2 separate regions of the Homo sapiens genome follow, and region 2 is linked to region 1. The links are chromatin loops, found by intact Hi-C in ENCODE. Cell type or tissue: PC-9. All regions are shown on one strand. Each heading gives the region's core, and the rest is flanking DNA. Links, peaks and the distances in the headings are about the cores only. Region 1 overlaps MKLN1 (muskelin 1). Region 2 overlaps MKLN1 (muskelin 1).

Region 1 (15,479 bases), core at 4,208-12,207:
ATGTGTAGTTCATAGGATTGTTTTTAGAATTAAATGAGATGAGACAGCATAAATTCTAACATTTGGTAAGTGTTCCATAAGTATAGTTTTATTACTGCTGTTAGTACTTTTATCTTTATGTAGTTTTGTACTCAAAACTGTATAATAATGGAATTCACATGTTAAAGTTAGTGTTCCCTTTTCCTGAAAATGTATCAAGGACCTAGACCAAAATTATTGGAGCTCTATTTTCTTCTCTAGTTCTCTTGGATATGGGTGGCAAAAAGTACTGGCACAAAGCACTGTTGGGGGAAAGAGATTAGGATCCAATGAATCCATGTCATTATAGGATGTAAAGATTAAGAATTTCATAGTTGAAATAAAGACAAGTGGTGGGAGATCACAAAAAGAAAATATAATTCTCCTAATCTTTAGTTATCCTTTCCTCTTCTTAATTATATTTATGATAATGATAGAAATGATTTTTTAAAGATATATAAGATCTTTTTTCAATGAAGTAGAACATTTATTCAGATTATTTATTTTTATTTTCTCCTGCTTCTATTTTGCAGCCTTAAATTGTCTTATGACTTTTTTTCCCCTCCCAGTTCACTCCCTTTTCCTTCTTTCAAGGTCTCTAACCCTCTGATAATGTCACATACGTGTCCGTTGAATGCAACAGTGACTTTGTATCTAATACATACAGTGATGATGAGAAACATAGTACGTTTAATATGAGCTTCCCCTAAAGCAATTTGTTTGCATGGTTGTGTCAATTAATATTTTACTATTTATATTTGAGGTAGCATGAAGTGAAATTGAAGTGATGCATATTTTATGAAAATGTGCTTTTGTATTAGTGACATATTAGTAATTTCTTTTAATGTAGCCTTTTAAATTTTAATTTTTTTCTATAATAAATAATGTAAGTAGTTAAGGTGTAATTCTTTCTCATTCTTCAATATTTGCAGATGGCTTGTTCAATCAGTATATCAGTCAACAGGAATATAAGCCACGATGGAGTCAAATCATTCCCAAAAGTACCAAAGGTAAGCCATACCTTCTAGATTGTAGTTCTTTTTCATTAATGTCTCAGTCTTCAGTTTTCCCAAGGTAGTTCAAGTATCATAGTACTAAGTTAATAAAAAAGAAGATGTTGGCCAGTTGCAGTGGCTCATGTCTAATCCCAATACTTTTGGAGGCCGAGGCAGGAGGATTGCTTGAGCCCAGAGGTTCAAGATCAGCCTGGGCAACATGGTGAGACCTGTCTCTACAAAAAATTAGCTATACAGCCGAGTGTGGTGGCTCACACCTATAATCCCAACACTGTGGGAGGCCAAGGTGGGCAGATCACCTGAGGTTAGTAGTTGAAGACCAGCCTGCCCAACATGGCAAAACCCTGTCTCTACTAAAAATACAAAAATTAGCTGGGCGTGATGGTGTGTGCCTGTAATCCCAGCTACTCGGGAGGCTGGGGTAGGAGAATCACTTGAACCTGTGAGGCAGAGGTTGCAGTGAGCTGAGATCATGCTATTGTACTCCGGCCTGGGAGACAGATGGAGATTCCATCTCAAAAAAAAAAAAAAAAAAAAAAAAAAAAAAATTAGCCAGACATGTTGGCAGGCATCTGTGGTCCCAGCTGCTTAGGGTACTGAGGTAGAAGGGTGGCTTGAGCCTGGGAGGTCAAGGCTGCAGTCAGCCGTGTTCATACCACTGCACTTCAACCTGGGCAACAGAGCGAGACTCTGTCTCAAAAAACAAAACAATAACCACAGCAAAATAAATAAAAAGCAGATGTTTAAAACAAGGCATAGGTTCCTTAACTAGGTGGCACAATTCATTTGTTATATTAAAATTTTCTTTTTAAACCTTTTTGATTTACTGCCGTAACAGAAGGTTGGGCAGCTTTTACACAGAATATCATTATAAACTGCTTTGTTAGAGGCATGGTGTAAAATTATAGGCTGTGTTGTAATGCCATACACATGTTCTTGAAAACCTTAAGTTATGCAAAATTATTTGCTAAACCTAGCAAGGCATATAAGAAAAATAGAAAGGCAGAAGACCATTCTAAATCTGTGGAACTTTATAACCAGCTACTAATAAAAACTAGTGTAATAATTGTAATAAAAATAAATATCAGTACATTTAAATTAGGTATTTATATTGAACATCATAGTGTGTTTAGAGACTTAAGCCCTGGGCTCATGCCTCTGTCTTTGAAATGTAGATCCTAGAGGGCATTTGCTTCTAATAAAGACTGTTTTCATCAAAACTTGAAATCGGATCCAGAGTATAGTCTTCTTCATGAATACCTTATTTTCATATAAGGGGGGAGGTTTTGTCACTTCTTCATCTGTACTCACTGCTTTGCCAGATAATTAACATAGTGGAAAGTGTAGCAATTTCTTAATGCAACTGTTTGTGTTAAAGGAAGGCAGTTCTATGGATACTGAGCTTTTTTCATTGTGGTCTTCATATATTACTAAGGACTTCTCTTTAGTTGTGAGAAAGCTTTCTCCTGATAGTATTGCATATTAATATGCAGGGGAAAATTGCTTAAGAACCTCCATAATTGATGTTACATGAACATCATTCTCCTATTTTATCAGTCATGTATGAGGTAATTTTCTTCAAAGACACACATATTATAGCAAACAGACAGTAATTGTGTATTTGCAAACTAATGGATTCAACATATAAAATACAAACATACTGAAAATGAATTCATTTTAGTGCTTTCTTTTTTCCCTCAGACCTCTCAGGGGTGAATATGCTTTCTAAATCTATTCTTAAAGATGGCGATACGGTACTGACTGATGAGGGAAGGAAAGAAGAAAAGGGCAAAGCTTCAATGATAATAAATTGCACAATCTAAAGGCTTAACTATTAGGATAAAGGATTTGGAGGGAACTTCTGGATGATTAGCCGCTGAATACAGTAGTAATGAAAAGCTTCAGTTTTGTATCTTATTTTCTGTATATAAGAACTGACATTTCAGTCATTTTCATAGCACCCTTGTAAAATTAGTATAAAATTGGATATTCTCAATTTTACATTAGGAGAAAGCCAATACAGGGAAACTTATTAGCCAAAGTAATATATTTCAACTAATAGGAGAATTATGAAGAAAGCCTTAGGCTTTCTAGTTCATATCAAGTAAGACATTAGAATCTTACAACCTTTTGAACTACTGAAATTAATTTATAACTTTTTTTTTTTTGAGATGGAGTCTTACTCTCGTTGCCCAGCCGGAGTGCAGTGGTGCAAACTCGGTTCATTGCAACCTCCGCCTCCTGAGTTCAAGTGATTCTCCTGCCTCAGCCTCCTGAGTAGCTGGGATTACAGGCACCCACCACCATGCCCGGCTAATTTTTGTATTTTAGTAGAGACAGGGTTTCACCATATTGGCTAGGCTGGTCGTGGACTCCTGACCTCAGGTGATCCACCCACCTTGGCCTCCCAGAGTGCTGGGATTACAGGTTTGAGCCACCGCGCCCGGCCATAACTTTATTTATGTAAGATTTGGTGTAAAGTAAGATTAGATACAAGTTGAATAATAGTGTTCTCTTTTGGAAGTTTAAATAAAGTTTTACTGATTGTATTTAAACCTGCCTATTAAGCTCTGTGATGGAAATAAGAATCAAAGTGAAGTAAATCTTAGATTTCCTCAGTCAGTTCTTACATAAAATAGTTGGTAAATTAGGTGGGAACTGATTGCTGAAATATTGGCACAAAATTAATACATTATACATTATACAAAGTTATATAAAATAATTACACAAAGTACAAAATTATACAAAAATTTTACAAAATAATTGTATACATTATACAAAATTAATATCATTAATATAAAACTTGATAGCATCTTTGTTTTCAGTAAATAGTTTGATAACTCGACTTTAAAACTGCTCATCATACTAATGAACTATGCCTAGAATATATACGGGAGATCTAATTTTGTAATTGTTTTTGACCTTCACTTTGGCACTCAAGTAGCTTAGAGATTTTTGTTTTATGTTTTTGTATAATATTCTGTGTCTTTGCTGGTTTGTGGCATTGATCATAAATAAATCAAAAATAACTTCCAAGTTCATTAATGTCCTGAAAGCATTTGGAAAAAAGAACAAGATTATTATAAACACAGATTTGAGTCATACTGTTACTTTTATGAGTCCTTTTACTTATTAATATTTTGAAAAAATAAGGGTGGGTTATTTTTACTACTGATTACAGACTTATGAATAAATTTACTCTGGATATGCTGTTCTTTGTTATTCCTTTAAAAGAAACTATTATTTCTTCTAAAGGTGATGGGGAAGATAACCGTCCAGGAATGAGAGGAGGCCATCAGATGGTTATTGATGTTCAAACAGGTGAGTAGCAGTTGCAGTGGAAAGCAAAATCTTCATTGGCTACAGGCATCGTCTAAACCAGGCAGTGGCAGGTAAGGAAGGGGCGGGGGGTGGGGGGCTCTTACACAAATGAAATTAGATTACCTAAAAAAAGTTTAACATGCGGCCTTTTATGTGTGTCTGTATGTGTGTGTATGTGTCTAGTTTATATGTGTTGTATTTTCATGGAAAACTGGTGTATTTCTGGATTTTTGTTGCACTTATATAGTAGAGTAATATGGGAATTACTGGAATAAAGAGAACTAAGATATATTTTTAGAGGAAGCAGATATCAAATTAGGCAGCTAAGTGTTGGTAAGTCCATTAATTGCTAAAAACTGTTCACAAGCCTGTAAATAATTTAGTTGTTGTTTTTTGTTTGGTTTTGTTTTTTTTTTTCCTGTCTTTTAAATTTTGTTCTGAAGCTTGGTAGCAAACTTTTTTTTAAGTTTCTAAAACCTAGGAAAACTTAATTACCATAATATTTAGAGGTTAATGCCAACATTATAATAGGTCTCAGATTAGCAGCTTAAAAAGCAAATAATACCAATAATCTACCATAGCTATATTTTATTATTGGATTTTAGAAAACTTTACTGCATAGAATACCACTCTTTCCAGGCGTAATGAATGCTCAATTATACTGTGTGTTATGCCAACTCATAGTGCTTCGGGAATAAAATAATTGCTTGGAGACTCATATTCTAAAATAATTAAGAATAAAAATGGTTACAATGTAGACACTAAGTCTTCTTGACATGAATTTATTTTCATAATTTTTGTAAGAAGAGAAATTATAATTTTTAATTTAAAATTAAAAGCTAAATTTCTATGATAACCTCTGAACTGGTTTGAGACTGTTATTAGGGTCTCTTTGGAAAAGGTTCATTTTTAAGGTATAGGAATTCACTTTCTTAATTTTGGTCCCTCTTTCCAAATGCCTTTCTGCCCTGCAGAAATAGGCTTGAATTAGCTATAGAGTCTTAGGCATCTTTTTTTCTGCCTGAGAGTATAATAAATATTCATATGCTTATTTACTAAAGAGCTAGATTTATATACAAACTGGTTTTTTATCCAGAATAATTATTTATGAATATAGACATGAAAATTTGTTTTTAGATTGTCTACACAGTAGCTTCCCCTTTTTTTGAACATAGAGTAGAATTTGTAATGCTTTTCTTTTTTCTCCATCAGTACTATAAGGAAAATATTATTAAACACCCCTCCCCTGCCCAACCTTTTTTTAAAATAGAGATGAGGTTTTGCCATGTTGCCCAGGCTGGTCTTGAACTCCTGGGCTCAAGCAGTCCGCCTGCTGCAACCTCGCAAAGTGCTTGTATTACAGGTGTGAGCTACCATGTCCGGCCCACCCTTTCAAACAAATTTGGTTGTAGTTTGCTATAATAATATACTAAATCTATGTTTATTTGAAAGGAGCCTTTACCTTTTAAAGCAAAATGCACTTTCCTTAAATATAAAAGTAATATGGTTTACTTTAACATTTAAAGTTCACCTTATCTGGGGAGGCAGAAGGAATTTTCATAGTGCTTACTGTGTTAATTATTATGAGAGATGAACCATATGTGATAGGTAAAGTACATGTGTAAGAAAGACAAAAAAATTTTCCTCTTTTTATAATCCATGAAATTCGAAAACAGAAAATTATTCAAAGAATAGGCAAATGTCATGACAGAACTTAGTGTGAGCAAGTCATTGAGAATTAAAATCTAACTTTTCAGGTCAGAGAGCCTTGAAATACTTACAATAAAGTTATAAAGGCCTAGGTATTTTTCTTTCTTTTTTTTTTTTTGAGATGGAGTCTTGCTCTGTCGCCCAGGCTGGAGTGCAGTGGCGCAAAGGCCTAGATATTTTTCTATAATATTTTTGTTTTATGCATTAGGGGTAGGATTTCAGCAAAGTCTTGATGGTCAGGGTCCTTACCCCTACTCCCTTTAAAAAAATATTTCAGCTAGGCACAGTGACTGTCTCGTGACTGTAGTTGCAACACTTTGGGAAGCCAAAGGGGGAGGATCCCTTGATCCCACAAGTTCAAGACCAGCCTAGGCAGCATAGTGAGACCCCCATCTCTATAAGAAATAAAAAAATCAGCTGGATGTGGTGGTGTATGCCTGTAGTCTCAGCTACTCGAGAGGCTGAGTCAGAAGGATTGCTTGAGCCCAGGATTGGAGGCTACAGTGAGCCATCATCACACCACTGCACACCTGCCTGGGCAACAAAGCGCAACCCTGTCAAAAAAAAAAAAAAAAAAAAAAAACTCAAAGAGGAAAAATGTTATTTGAGTAACTACTAGATTTACTTTAGAAATTATAAGAAAGCGTAGCGAGAATGACTATTGTAGTCATGGAATTTTACTCCAGATGGGACCTTTAAAAGAGTAATCTCTTTTTGATAGCTTCTAAGGATTTATTATAGGTTAGTGAAGGTGTACAAAGAAAAATCGGCCTATATCCACACTTCAATATTGACACTAGTTTATAGAAAGCTACAGAAGTACTTTAGAAATACACTTTTAAGCAAATATTTCTACCAAAGAAAATCTGGGGAATTATCCTGTTAGTAGATATTTTAGTTAGAGCCATTTTGTACCTATTTGGAGTGCTTTCTTTTTTTCTTTTATTCGTTATGAATTCTGGGTCAAACTTTATTTAGGCCCATGGTTGATGACAAAACTAGATTTTTCAGCCTTTAAAAGAAATCATGGGTGGTCATTTAATATACAGTTGTCTGTTGCTCAAGTTCTCATGCTTTTCAGTATGTTACCATTGCCACATATAGTGTGGAAACAGTACTAACTATACGTGGACATTGAGGTCGAAAGGATTTCACCAGATTCAGGTGGTCCTTGATATCAGTAATAGAGATGGCATATAAAACATTTGGAGGTGGAATTCCTCTTCTGTTTTTTTGTTTTTATTTTTTACGTTCAAAAAATATGTTTCCAAGAAGAGCTATCTGAAACCTTTTGTCGACATTTTGATATCTTAGTACAGAAATAGGGATAGAAGTGATGATTCGTTTTAAATTTATCATTCACTATAGAGGGGAAGACTAGAAGGACACATACCAAAATATTGACGTTAGTTACGTCTGGTGGTACAATTACCAGTGATTTAAAATTTTTTTATTTAAAATGTATTTTTAAAATTTCTACTTAATTATAAGTTGGAGAAAATTTTACTCAACAGCATTCTTTTTAGGAAAAGAACTGTATTTATTTGTGAAGGTGCTTTGGAGTACAAAGTAAAATACTGAGACCTGATTGTAGAAGGAACTATTTTTGTAACACTAAGAGAAATTGTCTCGTTAGCACCAGAGAAATGGAACAAGAAATAGAGATGGCCGGGCACGGTGGCTCACGCCTGTAATCCCAGCATTTTGGGAGACCGAGGTGGGTGGATCACCTGAGGTCAGGAGTTCTAGACCAGCCTGGCCAACATGGTAAAACCCCATCTCTACTAAAAATACAAAAATTAGCCGGGCATGGTGGCAGGTGCCTGTAATCCCAGCTACTCGGGGGGCCGAGGCAGGAGAATCACTTGAACCTGGGAGGCGGAGGTTGCAGTGAGGCGAGATTGCGCCATCGCACTCCAGCCTGGGAGACAAGAGCAAGACTTCGTCTCAAAAAAAAAAAAAAAAAAAAAAAGAGAGATAAATCAGGGGTGTTCAATCTTTTGGCTTCCCTGGGCCACATTGGAAGAAGAATTGTCTTGGACCACACATAAAATACACTAACAATAGCTTATGAGCTTACAAAAAAAATCACAAAAAAAGTCTCTTAATGTTTTAAGTAAGTTTACAAATTTGTCTTGGGCCACATTGAAAGCCATCCTGGGCCTCATGCAGCCCATGGGCCACAGGTTGGACAAGCTTGAGATAAGTGGTAGTAGAGCCAGCAGGATGGCAGAATGCCACATTTCATGACATGACTCTGTCTTTACTCACCAAATTCTTAGAAGTTTTCTCTAGTAAAATTGATTTGGGAGTTGATTTTTATTTACTTATTTTTTGGTAGATACTGGTGAGACAATTAGGTTTGGGGTTCAAACTGAGGTAGGACAGTAGTGAGGCAACTTCTGTGGATTCCAATGTCTGGAAGCAGAAATATGAGGAAACATGCCCTGGAACTCAATAGGAAAAGCTCTGAACTTTCACAAGACTGAAATTATGGTTCAGGTTAAATTAAACAGGTCTCTAGTTGTGACTGGGTAATCCAGGACTCTGATCAAGAGAAAACAAAAGAAATCAGAAAATACTATTCAGAAGTCTAACAACTTTCATGCCTTGGCATTCCCAATCTTTTATTTCAGCTAGCTATTGCTGTCGATTTTTTGTTCTGTTCTCAGTCCTTTGGCTATTTCATGTTTGTTTACATGAAGCTTCATGAATAGATTTTAAGGGAGCCCATGATAGTCTTTAAACGGTGTGCAAAATTTTTGTTTTTGTGTAGTTTTCTGGGAAGATTCATTACATATATATATGTATATATATATATATATATTTTTGTTTTTTTTTTTTTTTTGAGACAGAGTCTCGCTCTGTTGCCCAGGCTGGAGTGCAGTGGCATGATCTCGGCTCACTGCAACCTCTGCCTCCGGGGTTCAAGTGACTCTCCTGCCTCAGCCTCCCGAGTAGCTGGGATTACAGGCGCCCGCCCAGCTAATTTTTGTATTTTTAGTAGGACATTGTTGTGCCATGTTGGCCAGGCTGGTCTTGAACTTCTGACCTCAGGTGATCATCCTGCCTTGGCCTCCCAAAGTGCCAGGATTACATACATGAGCCATCGTGCCTGGCCTCATTACAGATATTCTTAAAGGACTTAATCCCTATCTTAATTGACATTTTATGGTAAGTACTGCTGAACCAGGTATTCAAATAAAGTGTCTTCATACAGGTGATATTCATTATTGAACTGATATTATTACAAAGTAAAACATTGCCACCTTTCTACTACTCTTGGTTTTTTTTCCAGAATTTTTGTTGCTAGATCAGAGGTATGTGAGAAAGAGAGTGGGAAGAGGTGAAGTCAGAGAAAGAGAGTGGGAAGAGGTGAAATCAGAGAAATAGCTGGGGGCACAAACTGTGTTGAGTTTTTTAGGACTTTGTTTAGGACTTTAACCTACATGCAGAGTGAAGTGGGAAGCCATTGTTGGGTTTAAGAAATGCTATGAACTGACCTTGCATTTTAACAAAACAAATTGAGTGAAGGGCAGCGAGTCCTTTAAGGATCCTATTGCTCACCTGAGAAGTGATTATAGCATTGGCTTATACTAGAATGGTAGTAGTAATGTTGAAAATTGGTCACATTTTGGATGTATTTTAAAAGGTATCATATAAATGCTAAATGACGAGTTGATGGGTGCAGTACACCAACATGGCAAATGTATACATGTGTAACAAACCTGCGTGTTGTGCACATGTACCCTAAAACTTAAAGTATAATTAAAAAAAAAAAAGATAGTATGTGGAATGAGCCCATCAGCTGGCTGCTTATGAAAGAGTAGCTATTAGTGAGTATGAGAAGGTGAAAGAGAAAAAGAGAGAGGGGGAGCACATGGTGGCAGGGAGAGAGAGAGAAACTAGAAAAAAAAAGGTATCATATAGAGCTGACAGGATTTTTTGATGAACTGGATGAGAAGTGTGAGAAAAAGAAGCTAAGGATGACTTAAAGTTTTGACCTGAGCAATTAGAAAAATGGTGTAACCATTCTCTAAGATGGGTACAACAAGAGGATCCAATATGGTAATATGGTGGGTTGTTCAGCAACTTGATTTTAGACAAGTTAAGTCTGAGATGCCAATTAGACATCTACATAGGTATGTCAAGTAAGCAGTTGGATATATTAGTTTGAGGTTCAGGAGATAGATCTAACCAAAGTAATAATTCCCTCTACATTTATGTAACACTGTTCAAACCATTATTACTACAATAATTTCCACATTGTTTTAGAGTTGTTCACACAAGTATTGTATATACCATTGCTGTCTCTCCAGCTTCCCAGCCCCCATGGACAAGGGGGGAAGGACAGGGATCTTGCCTTATTTATTTTTATGACTATAGAGGCTAGAATGGAGTAGATGTGCACTAAATATTTGTTGGATTGGATCAAAGTTTTAAAATTCATTTTCCTTTGAGTAGAAAGAAAAATATTTACCTGGAAACTGTATTCAGATACTGCTGTAAACCTTGATAAGTAGATCAGGTTATTATGTCATTTATTATACTAATATTTTCTGTGGTGGATCTGTTTTATTGGTTATATTCGAACATATTTAAATTTTCAGATTCTACTTGTTATGCCATTTAGACTATGCTTCCCAAAGCTGTAATTATCATTACTTCGGGATCTAGGTAGAAAAACTAAATATAGAGCTTTGCATTTGTTAAAGTAAAATTTGTTGCTTTCTGAACTTGGTTTGGGCTCAAGTGCACAATCTGGTGTATCCTTGGGTTTTTCTCTCCAAAATTTCTTCTGTGTTTCTATTATGACTATTAGTAGCATAATTTACTGAGGGCTTTCATATACTCTAAGTATCTATTTAATCATTTAGGTACCATAGCCCTGTTATTGATCAGCAGTTACCTTAATTATCAGGTTGATCTTAATCACTTTCAAAGAGATTGTATTTATCATCAATCTTTGAAAGAACCTTTCTAGTCAGATCTTAATGATATGGCAGCCACATATAATAGGTAGGTGTTAAGTTTGTGGGAAGGAGAGTTGGGTGTCTGACATCCCTGGGATTGAATCCTGGCTCTACCCCTGACTTCTTATTCGATCTTGAATGAATTGTATTGATTAAAATGGTGATAATAAACTAAGTAATTGTGAGAGTTAAATGAAATAATGTATTTTGTATGTGCATATATTATTTATATAACATGCATTTGATATGCCATATATTAATATGCAGCAGTGATTAATTATGCTGAGAGAATTTTATATGACTCAAAGGAATTTTCTTTTGTGTGTTTTTTGCATAATTTGACAAAATTTCACTATGGAAATGTTTTAAAGTAATTAAAAAGTTTGTGAAAAAGTTTAAAACAACTTGAAAAGCAGTGTTGAGGGGAAAAAGTAACTCACTCATAATTCCACATTCTAAAAAACCAATGTTATTTTGGTATATTTGTTTAATCTTTTATATAATTGGTGCCTTAGGAAGGGACACCATAAATATATTTATAATATTTTTGAGACAAAATACTAAAGTGCATATAAGAATTTTCTTGATGAAGATCAGGTAGGTTTAGTAGTGAAGAATAACTTTCTCTAAGTAGAGTTTGAACAACCAGGAAATTCCATGTTAACAAAACTGGTGCATAAGTAGTAAAATATAGTTTAAAGAAGCCCAGTTATTACTTTAAGTATGCATTTTAAAGTTTTCTAGCACAAGGATTCTTTATCTGTTGAAGTTAGGTGCAACATGTTGTCTGTTTGCAAATTTTTTCTAGGAAGAAAATCTGTGGCTTCAGATAATCAAAGAGACTCTTACTAACTCACAAAATTAAGAACACTGGCCAGACATGGTAGCTCATACCTATAATCCCAGAGTTTTGGGATGCTGAGGTGGAAGGATCACTTGAGGCTGGGAGTTCGAGATCAGCCTGGGCAACACAGCAAGACCTCTGTCTCTGCAAAATATTTTTTTTAGTTAGCCAGGCATGGTGACATGTGCCTGTAGTCCCAGCTCTGTGGGAGGCTGAGGCTTGAGGAGGATGGCTTGAGCCCAGAAGTTCGAGGCTGCAGTGAGCTATGATTGTGCCACTGCACTCCAGTCCAGTCGACAGAGCAAGATTCTGTCTCCGGAAATTGTTTTAAAAAAAGAACACCTTCACTAGAGTAAAACTTCATAAAGTTAATTTCAGCTTATTTAACATGGCTTATATTTTAAAGCAATTGTTGCTTCCCGGTGTCTCATATACCTTGTTTTCTTAGATATTAGAAACTTAATAGTACCTAGCTTTTGTTTTCTTTTTTTAGTCTGTAGGGTTTTTTTTTTCCCATATTGCTGTCTTCTCTAAGGATACAGTGACCATTTTAAAAGGTGTATGATGGCACAAATTTTATTATTTAATTTTCAAAGCTTTCTTCCCTCCTAAGGGAATCCTATCATTCATGCCATGGTAGAGAAGGAATGTTGTATTCTGTCCTACTGAATTTGTCCTACTGGATCAGTTTTATTAATTGTAATCCCTATACCTGGCACCTCTCCACTTAAGATTCTTCAACTGTGACTTGGGTTTCGACTGGGAAAAGAACAGTGAATAGAAAGAGAAAAGCCACGTCTATTTTGTTTCAGTGTGGAAGTCTGTTGAGTTAGAAATATATTAATAAATTTCCATTGTGTTAGGCTGTTCCTTGTTGTGTAACTCTCATTACGTTCTGAGAACCTACGATTTAAGCCTTTTTCTTCTTTCTCAATCAGAATAGGTATGAAGACTTAGGCAAAGCTCTAATATTTGGTATCTACAAAAGAAGTTGATGGAGAGTTGCTTGTCACTTGGAAGAGCCTTTCTGTAGAAATTTGAACCTTTAACTGTTCTGTAGCTATTATATGAAAGTGCTTTTATTATTATTTTTATTTATTTATTTATTTTTTGAGATGGAGTTTCACTCTTGTTGTCCAGGCTGGAGTGCAATGGCACAGTCTCAGCTCACTGCAACCTCCACGTCCTGGGTTCAAGTGATTCTCCTGCCTCAGCCTCCTGAGTAGCTGGGATTACAGGCATGTGCCACCACGCCTGGCTAATTTTGTATTTTCAGTAGAGCCAGGCTTTCTCCATGTTGGTCATGCTGGTCTCGAACTCCCGACCTCAGGTGATCCGCCTGCCTCGGCCTCCCAAAGTGCTGGGATTACTGGAGTGAGCCACCACATCCGGCCTGAAAGTGCTTTTATTTTTTTACATGTGGTACCACATAGTTTTTCTTGATGTTCCTTAAAGAAACTTTTGAAGAGAGTGCCTAAACATGGGTTTTGGTTGCTATTACAAATTTATTCATATGGCTGTACTTCTGAAAGTAATGTGCATCTTTCTTTTACACTGTTAACAGAAAGAATTCTGAAATGCAGACTTCATTAGGAATACAAAGTATATTGTCATAGGCATAACAATTCAGCCTTTTAGTAAGGAAAGTAACTGTATGTTGAATTCACCCAAAAGATTTAGATAGTGTTGTAATCATAGCTTTATGTAAGAATACAGTTCTATTTAAAAAGGGAGGCAGTGAATTCAGTTGATGATCTGCTGGGTCATGATACTTCAAGGGGATGGCTTAAGAAGGGAAAGGTAAAGAGCATATAAAATATTTTTCCCCTCTTCAAAAAATTCAAAAATATTTCTGTCTTCAAAAATTGTCATGTTAATTTAAGTCTTACTGAACTTCACTTTTAGAAGCATTCAGACTCTATCTAAATATTATAGAGTTTTATTTCTATCTTAAAGATAAATTTGTTTCTTAAAACCTTTTTTTAAAAAATTTTTTTCTCTCGGTGTCTTAACTAAGAATTAAGGTAACTTCTTTCACCAGCCTGTTAACCCTTCCCCTGCCTCTTCTTTTTGATACATGAATTTTGTCTAAGTTTTGGGCCCAGGCTATGTCAATGCGTAGTATACACATCCTATACAGTGTCAGAGTGGAAAAACTGATTTAATTACAAAAGTAGTGTGCCATCTTGTGGAGGATTATGCAATCAGCACAGTCTGATTTATCCTAAAAATCAAAGTAGAAGACAGATATTGCACTTGGGCACTAAAAATAAAAAGCCTATTCCATTGTGCAAAAAGACACTGAGATGTCTTTATATACCTTACATTTCTACATTATTTTTAGTGCATATAAGATGTGTAGATTGGTACTACTGGTAGTCGGTAGCTCCAGGGTTTGTTTTATACTGGTACCAAATTGGTACATGTACTATACCAAAGAATGTGGTTGAATTTTAGTTTTTGTGGCCTAAGTAATGAAAAATAGATTGATTGGTGATTGACTCAGTGTTTTAGAATGAAATTTGTTTGCCGTTTCGAACATAGGCCACTTTACCTCCAATCCCTGTCATTCTCAACTCCTTCAGTCAGTCCTGTATGCTGCAAGTTCAGATGTTACCTTGCTACCCCTCTGCCTAAGATCTTCTGTGGCTTCTCCACTGTCTGTGTGGAGTCAAGTTCAAAGTCTTTATCCTGTTATTTAATCCCTTCCATGATCTGGACACACCTGTCTTTTAACCTCCTCTCCACCTCCTACCTATGTGTTCTTTTAAATCAAACAGTGTATTTATTCATCACACAGTTTAACCATTTAACATGCATTATTTAATTTAATTTAATTCTCACAGCAGCTTTATGGGATAGATACTGTATCACATCTTAGAGATTAAGAAACCAATAGTTAAGGAACTGTGTGGTGGTCACATAGCTGTGGTGATAGAGCCAGGATTGTAGCCAAGATCTGCCTGACTAGAGTACATGTTCATTAAAACACTTTTGACGTGTTTTTCTGTCTCTATACTTTTGCTATTCTTTTTACTCTGTTTGAAAAGCCCTCTTTTTTTTTTGTTCTGTATCCTGCCTTCCTGCTGGTGCATAGGTCAAATACCACTGTTACCATGAAATCTCTTCTGAGTCCCCTCAGCCAGATATACTGTCTTCCCTCTTTTGAACCCTCATGGTGCTTTTTACCTTGTTTATCTTTCTTATGACATTTAGTCTGCCCTGCGTTATGTTGCTCTATTTGCCTTTTGATATTCTTGGCTAGATTGTAAGTTCCTTGAGGATAGGGACTGGGGACTATGTCTTCTTTCTTTTGAATTCTCTAAAGTGCTTTGCGAATTCTCAGTACTCAAAAAGTGTTGAATAAACATTCCTCAAAGTGCTGGGAGAAATGGATAGACACTATAGCCTATATCCCATTCAGAAAAAATATAGAGAAGGGGTGAAGGGGTTGCTCCTTGAAGAGGATCGTACTACCCCAGATGTACATGAATTATTATAGAACCTATAAGCATGAGAATGGGCTTCCATAAACCAATCTACTACCCTACTGCAAATATTAATGCTTTCTTTTTTCTTTCTACTTCCTTCTCTCTA
Region 2 (15,479 bases), core at 4,287-12,286, 70 kb before region 1:
AGTATCACCTATGTATTTTTTGTTAAAGAAGTTGTCTTATATACATAGAAATGGTATAATAAGCTACTTTAAACAACCCTGGATATGTTTCTTTTCCCTTCCTGTCACTGTCCTCTTTCTTCCCTTTTCCCTTTTGATTAAGAAGTTCCATCAGAAAAGTCATAAAATCTAACTCCTGTTTATTCTCGAGCTATCAGCTAAAATGTCACTTTCTCAGGAAATCCTGCCTGACCCCCCTTTCCCCTTTGTTCTGGCACCCATTCCCCTGGCCTTTAAATGCTTTCATAGCAGTGTGTACCTATCTATCATTTTTTACAGTTTGTAATTACGGCTTTTTTTTTTTTTTTTTTTTTGAGATGGAGTCTCGCTTTGTCGCCCAGGCTGGAGTGCGTGGTGCGATCTTGGCTTACTACAACCTCTGCCTCCCAGGTTCAAGCAATTTTCCTGCCTCAGCCCCCCCAAGTAGCTGGGACTACAGGTGCGCACCACCACGCCTGGCTAATTTTTGTATTTTTAGTAGAGGCGGAGTTTCATCATGTTGGCCAGGCTGGTCTCAAACTCCTGACCTCAGGTGACCCACCTGCCTTGGCCTCCCAAAGTGCTGGGATTACAGGCGTGAGCCACCGTGCCCGGCTTCCTGTAATTATGTATTAAAATGTATAATTACTTGATTAATAGCTATCTTCCCAACTAGACCAAAAACTCCATAGAATGTATGGAATTTTCCTCCATCATCCTTGTAGTCCAAGCATAATATTTATTAAATGAGTAAATGAGTGAATTAACTAGCCATTTTGATTAATTTTCTCTTTTTAGTGCAGTTTTGGTTTAGGACTGTAAGGAGTCATACTGGCCATATTCAGAATGTCACATTAGTGTTTTAAGTCCATTCTGTATTTTTTTCAATGAGTTTCAGCAAAATCTGAGAGTGTCTTAAGTGAAATTGGTTATATCTAGGGTGGAGGTATTATATTTGGAAAGACTTGTAACAGTAGAAAGCTTTTTATTTAAATCTTTGAGTTTTAAAATATTTTTATTATGAAGTTATTTATGATTTTATAGGTAATATTTTTAATGAGACCTTGAAAAATTTATAGAGTGCAGTTTATTACAGAATCTGAGTTGCCTAATAGTTTTTAATAGTTTTTGAGTATCAGTATTTTGATTAATTTTAAGTTAGGGATCATTTCCTCTAATTCTTTGAACATAATTATTTGTTGGTTGATTTTTTTTTTTAATGTAACAGTGTTTTTGAGATGTAATTTATGTACCATACGGTTCTTCTACTTTAGGGTATTAGATTCATGGATTTTTTGTACATTCACAGATGTGACCGTCATTGCAGTCAATTTTAGAACATTTTCATAATCTCAAAAGGAAAACTGTAGCCTTTGGCTATTATCCACTTATTCTTCCATCCCTGAGCAACCACTAAACTACTTTTGGTGTGTATAGATTTGCCTATTTAAGACATTTTCTATAAATGGAATCATATAATTTATGGCCTTTTGTGATTGGCTTCCATTTAGGATGTTGTTTTCAAAGTTTATATTGTATCATGTATCAGTACTACATCCTTCTTATTGCTGGTAAGTATTCTGTTGTATCGATATACCACATTATGTTTAGCCGTTTATTAGTACAGTGGTCCCCAACCTTTTTGGCACCAAGGACTGACTTTGTGCAAGGCAGTTTTTCCATGGATGGGGTGTGATGGGGGAGGATGGTTTCAGAATGAAATTGTTCCATTTCAGATCATCAGGCATTAGATTCTTATAAGGAACAAAACCAAAACAGCAACAACAACAGTGATTCTCATAAGGAGCACCCAACCTAGATCCCTTGCATGTGCAGTTCATAGTAGGTTGGTGCTCCTATGAGAGTCTAATGCCTATGCTGATCTGACAGGAGGCAGAGCTCAGGCAGTAATGCTTGCTAACCCACCGCCACTCACCTCCTGCTGTGCATCTCAGTTCCTTACAGGAACCAGTACTGGTCTGTGGCCTGGGGGTTTGGGATCCCTGCATTAGTTGATAGACATTTGGATTATATCCACTTATTGGCTATTATGAATAATGCTGCTATAATAAACATTCATACAAGTTTTTTGTGGACATGGTTTCATTTCTTGGGTATATGTCCAGCAGTGGAATTTCTGGGTCATTTGCTAACTATGATTTCGTTATTGGAGAAACTGCCAGATTTTTTGTTGATTTTTTTTTTTTTCTGTTATTATGTAGTGTCAAGAAACCGTTTAATGCATATGAATTGAAGCCCTGTAAGGAAAGTGATCATTTGGGATTAGATCGCAAATTGCTTGACTTCAAATGTATTACTTTGAGAATTTTCTGTGACAGTTTAGCTAGTCCTTTATCTTCCTTATTTTTCTTGAGAATACATGAATTAGCTCCCTGCCTTCATATTTGAAGATACATACCTATCAGTGTACAGACATGTACACACATAGGTACACATATAATACTTTGCTAAGCAGTTTGTGCTGGGGACAATAGTTGAAACTCGGTGTTTTTTCCTAAAATTTATATCGTTTGTTTATATATGAAATATCAAATGGGAGATATTTTTGGAAGCAGTGAAACTTGTTTATGAATTCTTTCCTTACACAAAAGAAGACAGGTTTTTTAAAAACAAATTAATCTTTTTCTCTTTGTTTCTTTCAGCATTGATGACTGGGAAGTGAGAGACATAGATTTTTGAAAAGCTGAAAATAACTTCTAGTTTAACAAAATAGTTTCTTCCAGAGCTTAGAATTTCAGATGATTGGAAAATTCATACATCTAGGTCTGAAAGTTTAAGTCTTTCGCATCTATGGAGATCTCTATTTTCTACAACCTAAAATGCTATGATGGGTGACAGGTTAAAGACAAACCTTTTTAAAAAATGTATATTTTTATTGCTATATAGTGGTATTATGGCTTTTGAAATTCCTATTTTTACCATAAACAGATTATTAGGTGCTTACTGATTCCAGATAATAGCCTAATCTATTAGAAGGTAGAAGAGAGAATCTCTGGTGATACACTGTCCATACATGGTTCAATAGGAGGTAGCAAAGGCTAAGTATGAGTAAGTGACAAAAGCAGTAAATGCTGCAGAACTGAAATTCAGAGAATTGCGCTTCCACTGTTGGGTAAGGCTTAAGGGGAGACTTTGAAAGAGGAAGATGAGCTATGCCTTCCTTTGGGTACTGATTTAATTTCTTTTGCCATTTTTTTGCATTTCTTGAATGTAGGAATTTATCCTTACCCATGTGCATATTCATCAGCTCCAATTTAGGAGATTGACTAGTGTAGCACGTCATAACCAGAAAGATACTTGGAGGTAGACTTTTCCCTAAAGTTTATACAAGACACTTAATGGGCTGGGTCCTTGATCATGTACTTCTTTCTTAGACTTTGTGTATATGAAGTGGTGTTCTTATCCTTATTTCTTTCCACATTCACCCTTTTTAATGCTTTTAGTAAGTCTTTTCAGTTTTTGTTAAGATTTATTTTATAGTTACACTATTGTATTTATTGAAGGTAGCTTGGCTGATACTGTTCCAAAGTCACTTGCCACTTTCCTCTCTGCATAATTAACATTTATTCTCCTCATTATTTGTCAATGAATTCCCTTCTGTTTATTTATAGTTTCTTTATGATTCTGCATATCAGAAGATAACAAGCACTTATCACAAATGCATTTAGGGGATGTACTACTCTGTAAAAAATTTAAATATATTGAAAATAGAACTCTTTGAATTTTATTTTACTCTTTTGAGGAAATGAAGATATCTTGATTTTTTTTATGGTATTCTAACCTGCTTTTCCGGGGCATACAGGGCAGCACTTATTTTTATATAAATCTGAGAATGTGTGAATTGCAAATTAATCTTCTGGCAGATATCTAATGCTGTTGATAGAGATGTGTTGCCCTAAGATTTATTGGATTTAATGAGACAGTCTTTTGATATATCCTTGAATTATGATGGGATATTGGGTTGCCACATGTAAGTTTTAGAATATTTTTTAATGATATAGAGAAAATGCTTCAGATACAATGGCATGTAAAAGAGAAAACAGCAAAAAAACCCTGATTTTAAAACGGTTTGATTCAATTTATATTTTAAAAACACAGACACATGATTTGTATGCCTGTGTATATAGAAAAGATTGCAAGGATATTTACCAAAATATTAAGTGATTATCTCTGGGTTGTAGTAATTGGGGTGATTTTTATTTTTTAAGTGCCTTTTCTTTGGGTATTGCCTGAAATGTTAAATATTATCTCATTTTAGCAAATAATAAATACTACTTTTAACTAAGAAAAAATAGAGAATTGTTGTGTTTGTGTGAATTGCTTTGATTATAAACACAAATTATATAGGATCCTATGTCCCATGTTAGTGAGTTTCTTTTTGTTTTTTTAAAGTGAGGAGCTATCAAAGGATTTTTTAATAGAAAAGTGATGTGAATAAAGTTAAGTCTATGGTTTAAAATTAAAAATTTTAAGTACTCTTATGACCCAGCAATTTCAGTTTTTAGTAGCTAATTTTGAGTATCATCAAATTCAGGCATGCTTATCCCTGGGATTACACGTAGACCTTCCACTGGGTATGCGGGCAAAAATAGTTTTAAAATACTCAGTTTCCTAAGCCTTACTGTTCTTGTGTATTCTTTCCTAAAATTGATCTGCCTAAGAACTTGCCTGTGGCTTATGCCCTTGCTCCTCAAAAGTGTGGTCTATTCACCAGCAGTATTGTTATTGCTGGTTGTTTGTTAAATGCAAAAAACGTGGTTCTCAATTCTTTTAAACAAAATAAAAGGAGGACCTAATCAATTTGTCAGTTGATGGATCATAAATAATTTTTTTTTTTTGAGCTGGATCTTGCTCTGTTGCCCAGGCTGGAGTGCAGTGGCGCCATCTTGGCTCACTGCAGCCTCCACCTCCTGGGTTCAAGCGATTCTCCTGCCTCGGCCTCCCGAGTAGCTGGGATTACAGGCACGCACCACTGCGCCTGGCTAATTTTTTTTTGTATTTTTAGTAAAGACGGGGTTTCACCATGTTGGCCAGGCTGGTCTCGAACTCCTGACCTCAGGCGATCCACCCGCCTTGGCCTCCCAAAGTGCTGGGATTACAGGCATGAGCCACCGCACCTGGACTGATAGATCATAAATATTTTTAATGATAGCTCGTTATGCGATTTTTGGCATGTAATTTGGAAGGTGGTAAAAAAAATTAGTAGTACAGGAACAGTCCAGGTTGAGTATCCCTTACTTGAAATGCTTAAGACCGGAAGTGTTTTGGATTTTGGAATTTTTACGATTTTGGAATATTTGCATTATGTTAATATATACTTAGCAGTTGAGCATCCCTAATCTGAAATTTGAAGTCTGAAATGCTCCCATGAGCATTTCCTTGCAGTGTCATGTCAGAACTCAAAAAGTTTTCAGATTTTGGAACATTTCTGATTTTGGGTTTTCAGATTCTCAAACTGTAGTAACAGAAATTCCTTCAGCTCCCTTGTATTTATTTATGTGAGCAAGGGAGGATCATAGAGTCCAGAAGTTGGAGAATAGCTTGGGTAACATAGCGAGACCTCTTCTCTACAAAACGTTAAATTAGTCGGGTGTGGTGTTGTGCTCCTGTAGTTCTAGCTACTTGAGAGGCTGAGGCTTGAGGATCACTTGAGCCCAGGAATTCGAGGCTGCAGTGAGCTATGTTCATGCCACTGCACTCCAGCCTGGGCAATGGAACGAGACTGTGTCTCAAAAAAAAAATTTAAAAATAAGTACAGAGTTGATGTTGAATCCCATTTTATTCTAGCAGTGATATTTATTCATATATACATGAGACAATTGTTTTGAAAGTACACGTGTCTTTGAGAATCGTATCTAATACCTTTACTGTATATTTAATCATCATCTGTCAAAGTTTTTAATATATTGTTTTGGTCAATAATATACTTATGAAATTGATAATAACATCCAGAAGAAATTTTAAAAATCACTCGGAATCTCATGATCAAAAACCAAAAAAGTTTAATCTTAATTCACGTGGCATTTTCTCAGAGAAGTCATAGGAGTGAAAAATGAAAGACCTTCCAGCCTATAAGTAAAATTACATTTACATTTTGTAAAATTCTTTGGGGGAAGTTTAAGGAGAAACCAAGATAATATAAACTTTTGACTGTATAAGAAGAGGCTGTTCACTTAAAAAATAGATGATGGTATTTTTCTTCTATTGATACTTTTAAAAGAACACATATAACAACTTTATTAAAAATTAACAATATTAGGGCGGGTGTGGTGGCTCATGCCTGTAATCCCAGCACTTTGGGAGGCCAAGGCAGGTGGATCACTTGAGGCTAGGAGTTCGAGACCAGCCTGGCCAACATGGTGAAACCTGTCTCTGCTAAAAATATAAAAGTTAGCTGGGCGTGATGGTGCACACCTGTAATCCCAGCTAGTCGGGAGGCTGAGGCAGGAGAATTCCTTGAACCCGGGAGGCGGAGGTTGCAGTGAGCTGAGATTGCACCACTGCACTCCAGCCTAGTGACAGAGCGAGACTCAGTCTCAAAAAAAAAAAAAACCCAAAAAACAATATTTAAAGTACACTGGAAATCACAACCTTTGCAACAATTATAAGGTATGAAACATTTTACAACTTAAAAATGTTGAGGATGTGCATAGATTTTCAAAATTAATTTAGAGGGTACTTGAGCAGAAAAGCTTGTGCACCATTAACTGACAGCAGTTTGCACTTTCGAATTACTTGTGAATCTTTTAAAAATGCTGATGCTCCTAGGTTATAAAATAATCTATTATTTTGGGCCTAGGCCCAAAGTACTAGACTATGATGAAGATCCCACAAAAGTGATTGTTTTTCTATAATTACATATACACATATATTTATTCTGTAGTTACATGCATAGATAGAAAAAAGACTTGGAATCTAAAACAAAAGCAAAAAGATAAGGAAAATATTAATGAAAAATTGAAATGGAGGCTAGCCTTGATCCAGAAGGTCCACCTTCTCACCTTCAGGACACATGGCTTAATGAGCAGATGATGCTCTTTGACTGGGATACAGGACTTGATGGGTGGGACACAGGCTGAATTTCAGCTTTCACTCTTCAGTGGGATCTTCTAGTGCATGGTGCAACCTGCATAATTATATATAGCAGCCCTGCACCTTCTACATAATAATAGGCCTAGAAAGAGATTAGAAACAAAATAGAAACGAAAGGAAAAAATAGAGGAAAATTTATCTGAGCTAAAGAAAGGCTCAGTTGAAGTCATTAGTTTGAACAGCCTTGCTGATTGTCAAGAGAGTAAGTGCAAAAGTATCCATAATTAGTCTGCATTCAGATGCAGGAACCTGGTGCTAGAGAAGCTGCTCAGGCACAGGAACTGGGCATTGAAGCTGTATATGCTGCTGGAGCCTGATGCTGGAGAAACCTGTATGGCAGGAATGAAGAGCTAGAGAAGCTGTGTATGCTGCAAGAGCATGCACGGCAAGCATACCTGAACCAAGAAGCCAAACAAAAACAAAAAAAACCCAAAGACAAAAAACCCTTACTTGCTGCGATGACTCCTGCCCCCTCTTACTGACACAGCTTAACATTGCACCAGCTGGTAAAGGAAAAATAAAGGGCCCAAATCCATTTTCAAAGAGGAGACAAAAAGAGTGAATTTAGAGGTGAGAGTCAATAAATCCATAATTGGCTCGTTTACTTTTACCTTTTGATGTGATTTTAAAATCTGTTTTCTCAGCATTTCATTTATACTTAAACTGGTTAAATCTAGTATCTGAAGTTTTCTTTTGGTTAATCTGATGCCTATTATTGTTTCAAGTGGATTAATATTACTAGTAAGCTTTTGTGTTTCTATTTTCCATTCATACAGTGCAATAACATTTTTTAAATTGCAAAAATGGATACCGAATTATAAAGACAGTAGTGCTTTTGAAACAAATGTTGGCTGGCATGTGAGGTAATCATAGTATAGTAACAAACTAATGGTTTGTGACCTGATGAACATTCTGTATTTAACAAAGGAAAGGCTGAGAGCTCTAAGATACATAAGTGTGAGTTGTCTGACAGTTGAGTGAGGAGAGTTATTACCTGTAATAAACTTGATTTCAGTTATATCACTAAACTGCTCATGTTCCATATATTATTTTAAACAGAAAAGCACTCCAAAGTTGTATTCTGTGCTACAGCTATCTATATTGTGATTTGCCATATGACATATCTCTTATTAATATATGAAGAGAGCATTAAAACAGCCTTGCCTATTTATCAGATATGTTCTAGGTGTTAATTTATTTGTGAATTTTATGCGAACAGATATATATATGGAAATGAGTTTTTGAAAGTCCAGCATACAACTACAGCCATTAATCAAGGACACATGTAGAAAATAATTCATATATATGCAGAGATGTTGGGAGAAGTTTTATTCCAAAGCTAACACAAAACAAGGTACACAAGTTTTTATAGAGGATATTATCCATTGCGGTAATATTTGATGTATAATACTTCTGAATTTTTTAATAGTTTTAAGAGTTAACTATAGTCGTTGGGTTTTTTTTTTTTAAAGACAGGGTCCCACAAATGTAATTTAAAAATATTTGTAGATCCTCTGGAGTATCTCTGAGGAAGAGAGTTTGAAAAATGCTTTACCATGGGACTTAGGGCATTGGTCAAAGATACCTATTATGGGTATGAGAGGAGAGTTCTTATTAAGTAAGCAGATTTGGATTAGTTAATATTGGTTTGACCTGTCATCCTTAGTACAGTTTAAATTATTGTATTATACTGTGGCAAAAGCTGGATCTGATGCAAAGGAAAACATGAAAGAATTGAGACAGTATGGTATAGAGAGAACACTGACCTAGGACTGGGACTTGAGTTCTAATCCCAGTTCTACCACCGATTAATTGGTAGTTTTAGATCGGTCATTTAATTTCTCTAGCCTTTTATTTTTTTCTCATACAAAATGAGGGATTTAGATTCTGAAGGTATTTTTTTGATGCAAAATAGCAAACAGTTGATATTACAGAGTAATTTTTTAAAGACATGCACCCTCCCCCACATCCACATGTTATAGTTCATATTAAGCTACATTGTTGCCCAACAAAGATATTTTAAGAACTTGATATAATTAGATGATAATGATTATTTTAGTAAAATTAATTACATATAAATGAAGCCTTTGAGAGTGCTTAGAAGCAGTTTGATCTCTTAAATCTATCTTTTTTTTTTTTGAGACAGAGTCTTGCTCTGTTGCCCAGGCTGGAGTACAGTGGCACGATCTCGGCTCACTGCAACCTCTACCTCCCAGGTTCAAGCAGTCCTCTTGCCTCAGCCTCCTGAGTAGCTGGGACTACAGGTGCGTGCCACCACGCCCAGCTAATTTTTTGTATTTTTAGTAGAGACGGGGTTTCACCATGTTGACCAGGATGGTCTCTATCTGTTGACCTTGTGATCCACCTGCCTCAGCCTCCCAAAGTGCTGGGATTTAGGCATGAGCCGCCGCACCCGGCCTTAAATCTTTCTAATCCCTCTGTGAATATATTGTTATATTGTCTGAGGTTTGAAGAATGTGTGTACTAAGCAGTAAATCATTGCCAGATCATGTCCAAATTTAATGATCTTTGCATTAGGTAGAAAAGGGATAGTTCTTTGTTTTGAAATATATTCTGAAGGGTCATTTAATTTCTGAAAAGATTGATAATTCAAGCCTTCTGAGATATTCAGCAATTGAGGACTATTTTTATATGAGTGTCTCAGCAGATAGATTTTTTTGTTTTGGGGAGACACCAAATCATGTTAGCGAGCTTTTTAGTTTCATTTTTGTCTAGTGAGAATTTCCTATTTTATCAAACTTCTGTATAGGAATGTTTGTTTTATTTTGTTGCCATTCTTTTTTCCTAGTGGTCGCTCCATTCATTCTTGTGGAGTATGTTGTAGGTATGTGTTCCCAAAGTGTTTTGAATCCTTAGAGATAATTACTACATGCTTATTTTCAGTTGCTTGGTAGTGATAAGTTGACTTGAGTTTTGCTTTGAGTGATGGTAACTAACGATACTACAATGGTCTGCTATTTGCTAGGCCATTGACATTCTGTAATTTTCAACCTGTATTTGTACCCACCTCTCTTTCTTCTGGTATATTTTAAAGTAAATATAAGTTATGTTATTTTATTTCTAAATACTTCAGTATACATGAAGAAGAGGACATTTTATTAGTTATTTTTTATTTCATTTTATTTAAAATCTTTTTTTTTTTTTTGGTAGAGTTGGGGTCTCGCTATGTTGCCCAAGCTAGTCTCAAACTCCTGGGCTCAAGCACTCCTTCACCTCAGCCTCCCAGAGTTCTGGAATTACAGGCATGAGCCGCTGCACCTGGCCTTCGTTATCTATTAATCCATAACAAATTGCTACAAACTTAGCAGCTTAAAACAATACACAATTTATTTTCTCAATGAGGGTCCAGTGTTTAGACATAGATTTGAGAGGTCTTCTGCTCCAGGTCTCTAAGGCTACAGTCAAGATGTTGGCTGGGGCTGTGGTTTCACCTAAAGGCTTGAGTGGGGAAAGATCTGCCTCTAAGCTTATTTGATTGTTGGCAGGATTCAGTTTCTTGCAAGTTGTTGCCCAGAGGTTGTCCTCAGTTTATTGCCACGTGGGCATCTCTAATGTGGTGTTTTGCTTCATCAATGCCAACAAGGGAAAGTCTGCTAGTGAAGTGGAAGTCACAGTTTTATGTAGCCTAGGCCCTGAAATGATGTCCCATCACCTTTGCCATATTCTCTTCATTAAAAACAAGTCACTAGGCCAACCTACACTCAATGAGATGAAATTACAATGAGATGGAATTACTCAATGGTGTGAATTCTCAGTGGTGGGGATCATTTGAGGCCATCTTTGAACTGCCCTGCCAGAGACATTTTCTTTTATGGCCACAATGTCATTATTTTACTTAACAGATTTAGCAGTAATTCTTTAATTACAATTAATACCTAGTCCATATTTAATTTTCAGTTTTCTAAAAAATGTCTTTTTATAGTGTGTTCGAATCAGGATCCAAACGCTTATTGCATTTGTTGTTATGTCCCTTTTACAATTCTTTTTATCAAGAGTTCTTCCATTAGCCAGGTGTGGTGGTGTGCACCTGTAGTCCCAACTACTTTGGAGGCTGAGGCAAGAGGATTGCTTGAGTCCAGGAGGTCGAGGCTGCAGTGAGCTATGATTGTGCCACCGCACTCCAGCCTGGGCAACAGAGCAAGACCCTGTCTCTTTTAAAAAAACAAAAAGAAGAAGAAGAGTCTTCCCATCCTCTTGCTGTTTTCTTTTTATCCATTGATTTGTTGAAGAAATCAGGTCATTTGTCCTGAAGAAGCTCCCCTATTCTAGATATGTTCAGTTGTTTCTATGGTGGCATTTGACTAATTCCTCTATTTGTCATGCTTTATATATACTGGGAGTTAAACAGAAAGCCTTATTTAGATTTTGGATCAGATTTTTTTTGAGACAGGGTCTTGCTCTGTTGCCCAGGCTGGAGTGCAGTGGCACAATCATGGCTCACTGTAGCCTTGAACCTCCTGGGCTCAAGTGGTCCTCCCACCTCAGCCTCCCAAGTAACTGGAACTACAGGTGTGTGCCACCATGCCTGGCTCATTTTTAAATTTTTTTTTTAGAGTCAAGGTCTCATTGTGTTGCCTAGGCTGGTCTTAAACTCCTGGCCTCAAGCAATCCTCCCACATTGGCCTCCATCAGTTTTTTAGAAAGACCACTCCCTAGGTGGTGCCATATACTTTGTATTTTATCACTTCAGGAGGCACAAAATGTGGTGGTGACAACTTTTTTGTAAAGCCATCCACTTTTCATTAATAGTGTTAATATCCAAAGATAACTCATTGTTAGAATAAACTATTTCAGTAGAAGTATCAAAATTGGATTTCTCTCATCTTACCATTCCTTTCACATTTACTAGCTGTAATTTTCCTGGATAAAATTTTCCCTTGTCTATTTGAGCTTTTTGGTTACTCTGAAATACAGTTCTACTGGAAAAGCAAGACAAATGCTTAATTCTTTCCTTTTAATCACTAGTTTTCAGCATAGTGAGTTGTTATATACCTCCAGGTGTCTAATTAATTTTTTCTTTTTTAAAAACGAAAAGCATTTATGAACATTAGTCTCTTTATTCATTGTGTTTTAAATGACTTCAGTAGTCATTATTTGTGATGCCAGATGGTTCCATCTTAGGCCAGTGGGAGTCCCTTCAGGCTCTCTCCTGTGTTCCTTTGACATGACCCCATTCTTTATTTTCTTGCTTTTTGGCATAGGAAAATGACTTTATATAACATGCTTTAGTCGAAGAATGATGTTCAGAGTGCATAATTGGAAAATGGAGATACTTAATGTTACCAGATTGTCATTTCTTTTAGATCCTTCTAGGTGATAGAGCTAGGAAATAAATTTTTTTAAGAGAAAAAATATCTTGAATTTATACTGCTATTTCCAGTTCAAATTTGATTTGTGAGGTTGTAACTTCTTTCATTTTACACTTTTTTTTTTAAGTTGAAAATGTTTCCCAGTATTAACATTAATATAATTGCTTTGGGCCCTATCTATGTGTGTGTGGTGCACATAAATATGTTTAAAACATAAATTTAAAGTAATATCAGTGTTATTACTGGGTGAAGTTTAACATTTCTTTGTAGATTCTTTTTGCCGTTAGACTGTTTTCTACTGAAGATAGTAAAAATGCTGTGTCCTAAGGTCAGTTGGAATAATTCTTTTTATTATTTTCTGTGGGTTATGTCACCAACTTGATACACAGGTTCATTTGTTTTAGTTTATTTTCAGCTTTTAGTGATTCCTGTTTTTGTTTCTGCATGTAAAACATTTGCATGGTTTCAGATTTTAAACTATGCAGCTTCCACCTCTGTCCCTTCAACACTTTTTATTCCCTTTACAATGGGCTAGTTCTTCCGCTGCAAATACAAACATCTACATGTGTATCCATTCATTTAGATGTGCCACAATTTGTTGAACCATTCAGCAGTTGATGAACATCTAGATTGTTTCCATTTTGGGGTTATTAGAAATGAAGCTACTATAAACATTGGAGTACAGGTTTTTGTTTGAACATAGGTTTTTGTTTCCCTAGGAAAAATGCCGAAGAGTCCAATTGCTGGATTGTAGTGGTTAGTTTTGTAAGAAACCTTCATACCCTTTTCTAAAATGGGTTACCATTTTACATTCCCATCAACAATGTATGAGGGATCCAGTTTCTCTGAATCCTTGTGAGCATTTGGTGTCATCACTGTTTTATCTTTTAGCTATTATGATAGGCATATAGTGATATCTGATTTTTTTTTATTCCTCTAATGGCTAGTAATGTTGCACATCTCGTGTTTATTTGCTATCTGTATAACTGCTTACTGGAATGTATTCATGTCTTACCTATTTTCTGATTGGATTGTTTGCCTTTTACCTGATGGATGTCAAGAGTACTTTGTATGTTTTAGGTGTATGTTTTAGGTGTGTGTTTAGGTGTATGTTTTAGGTCTTTTGTTGCGTATGTAGTTCGGAAATACGTTCTCCCAGTCTTTAGCTTACCTTTTCAACCACTTAAAAGTCTTTCTCAAAATAAAAGTTTTTAATTTTGCTGAAGTCCAGTTTTTCAATTTTTCCTTTTATACATTTTGCTTTTTGTATAAGATCTCCTTGCCTAGTCCTAGACCGTGAAGATTTTGTCTTATGTTTATATTTTTTTAAAGTTTCATAGTTTTATATTTTACATTTTCATTCATGATTCATTAATTTTTTTAATGAAGTATGAGTTTTAGGTCAATTTTTTTTTTTTGGCTTATAGTTGTCCAGTTGCTCTAGCACTGTTTGTTGAAAAGGCTATTCTTCCTTTGTTGAATTGCTTTTGTACCTTTGTAAAAAAAAAAAAAAAAAAAAACCAGTTGGGCATATATGTGTGGGTCTTTTGGGGGCCTTTTATTCTGTCCTAATGATATGTGTCTGTCCATCTGCTAGTATTATACTTTATTGATTATGCAGTTTTATAATGGAGCAAGCTTTAATATTGTATAGAGTGATCGCTCTCATTTTATTCTCATTTAAATAATTATTTTGGCTATTCTAGGTCTTGTGTTTTATGTGTAAATTTCAGAGTAAACTTGTCTATGTCTAAAAGAAATCTTGCTGGGATTTTGATAGGAATTACATTAAATTTGTAGGTCATTTTGGGAGAATTGCCATCATTGCTATGTCGAGTCTTCCAGTCCACGAGCACAATATGTCTTCCATTTATTTAGGTCTTCTTCAATTTCTTTTATCAGCATTTTGTAGTTTTCAGGATACAGAGCATCCTGTACATGTTTTGTTAAAAATATTCTTCCTTCATTTCCTTTAAAGCAACTGTAAATTGTTTTGTGCTTTTAATCTTGGGTTTCACATGTTTAGTGTTAGTATATAGAAATGCATTTGATTGTTGATCTTATATCCTGCAACGTTGCTGAACTCATTAGTCCTAGGATTTTTTTTTGTGGGGGGGGGCGTAAATCTTGTGGGATTTTTCACGTAGGCAAATTATGTCATCTGAAAATAGGGATGGTTTCATTTCTTCCCTTCTGAAGGTTGCATCATTGTTTAGTTGAATGTGTCAAGTTTTATTTTTTTCTGGATTTTTGAATTAGGGAGTGTCTTCTCAGTGACAGGATGTAAAGGATTTAACTGTGTTTTCTTCTGTTACTTGTATGTTTTTATATTTAGTTTTCTGATTCATTTGGAATTTAACCTGGTGGATGATGTGAGGCACAAATCTAATTTTATTTCTAAATGGCTGTACATCATTTATATCTATCGAAACATTTAAATACATCATTTATTATAAAGCTCATATTTCCCCCAACCCCAATGATTTATGATGCTATCTTGATCATTTATTAAATTTTATGTGCTTTGTTCTATTTATTTTTATTTTTAAATTTTTTGGTAGAGACAGGGTCTCACTATCTTGACCAGGCTTGTCTTGAACTCCTGGCCTTAAGTAATCCTACTGCGTGGCCTCCCAAAGTGCTGGGATTACAAGTGCGAACCACTGCAGTCAGCCCACTCTTTTATTTCACTGTTTTGTATTCTGTTCCTGATTGTGTATTCATGTATAAATATCTTGCTGCTTTAATTACAGAGACTTCATAATATGCTTTAACATCTGACAGGGTCTAGTCTTCTCTCCTTGCTCTTCTACTCTTTTTCAGGGTTTCTTTGGCTGTTTTTATCCTTTTAATTTTTAATGTGAAATTTATTATTTGTGTGAACTGTATCAGCCTTATTTGTTGTATGGTCATAGGGAAACCTGTTTTTATTTTTGGGTCTAATTAAATTTATAAGTTAACATAGAATTGTATTTTTATGATGAGTCTTTTTATGCAGGAACATGGCATGTCTTTGCA

Evidence for each region. A loop is a pair of places that touch in the nucleus more often than their neighbours do. Peaks named below come from ENCODE experiments on the same cell type or tissue, not always from the same donor. Only the 100,000 strongest peaks of a DNase experiment are listed, where the experiment ranks them.
Region 2: it touches region 1 in a loop (2.2-fold over the local background); 8 of 110 quality-filtered maps call a loop at or near these places.

Annotation. Positions count from the first base shown.
Region 1 is chr7:131,410,356-131,425,834 of GRCh38, forward strand. MKLN1 (muskelin 1) reads left to right here. Exons shown (of 18, transcript NM_013255.5): 7 at 951-1,028; 8 at 4,290-4,355. Among named protein-coding and RNA genes, the nearest start is that of MKLN1, 90 kb to the left of the region's middle. In PC-9, for the core only: no CTCF peak of the experiment used is centred there; a DNase peak (open chromatin) is centred at 8,346; H3K27ac peaks cover 630 bases.
Region 2 is chr7:131,339,944-131,355,422 of GRCh38, forward strand. All of the region lies in intron 1 of MKLN1 (muskelin 1), which reads left to right. LOC124901747 (a long non-coding RNA gene) reads left to right here. Exons shown (of 2, transcript XR_007060525.1): 1 at 1-1,445; 2 at 2,682-4,331. Among named protein-coding and RNA genes, the nearest start is that of MKLN1, 20 kb to the left of the region's middle. In PC-9, for the core only: no CTCF peak of the experiment used is centred there; a DNase peak (open chromatin) is centred at 7,478; H3K27ac peaks cover 1,356 bases.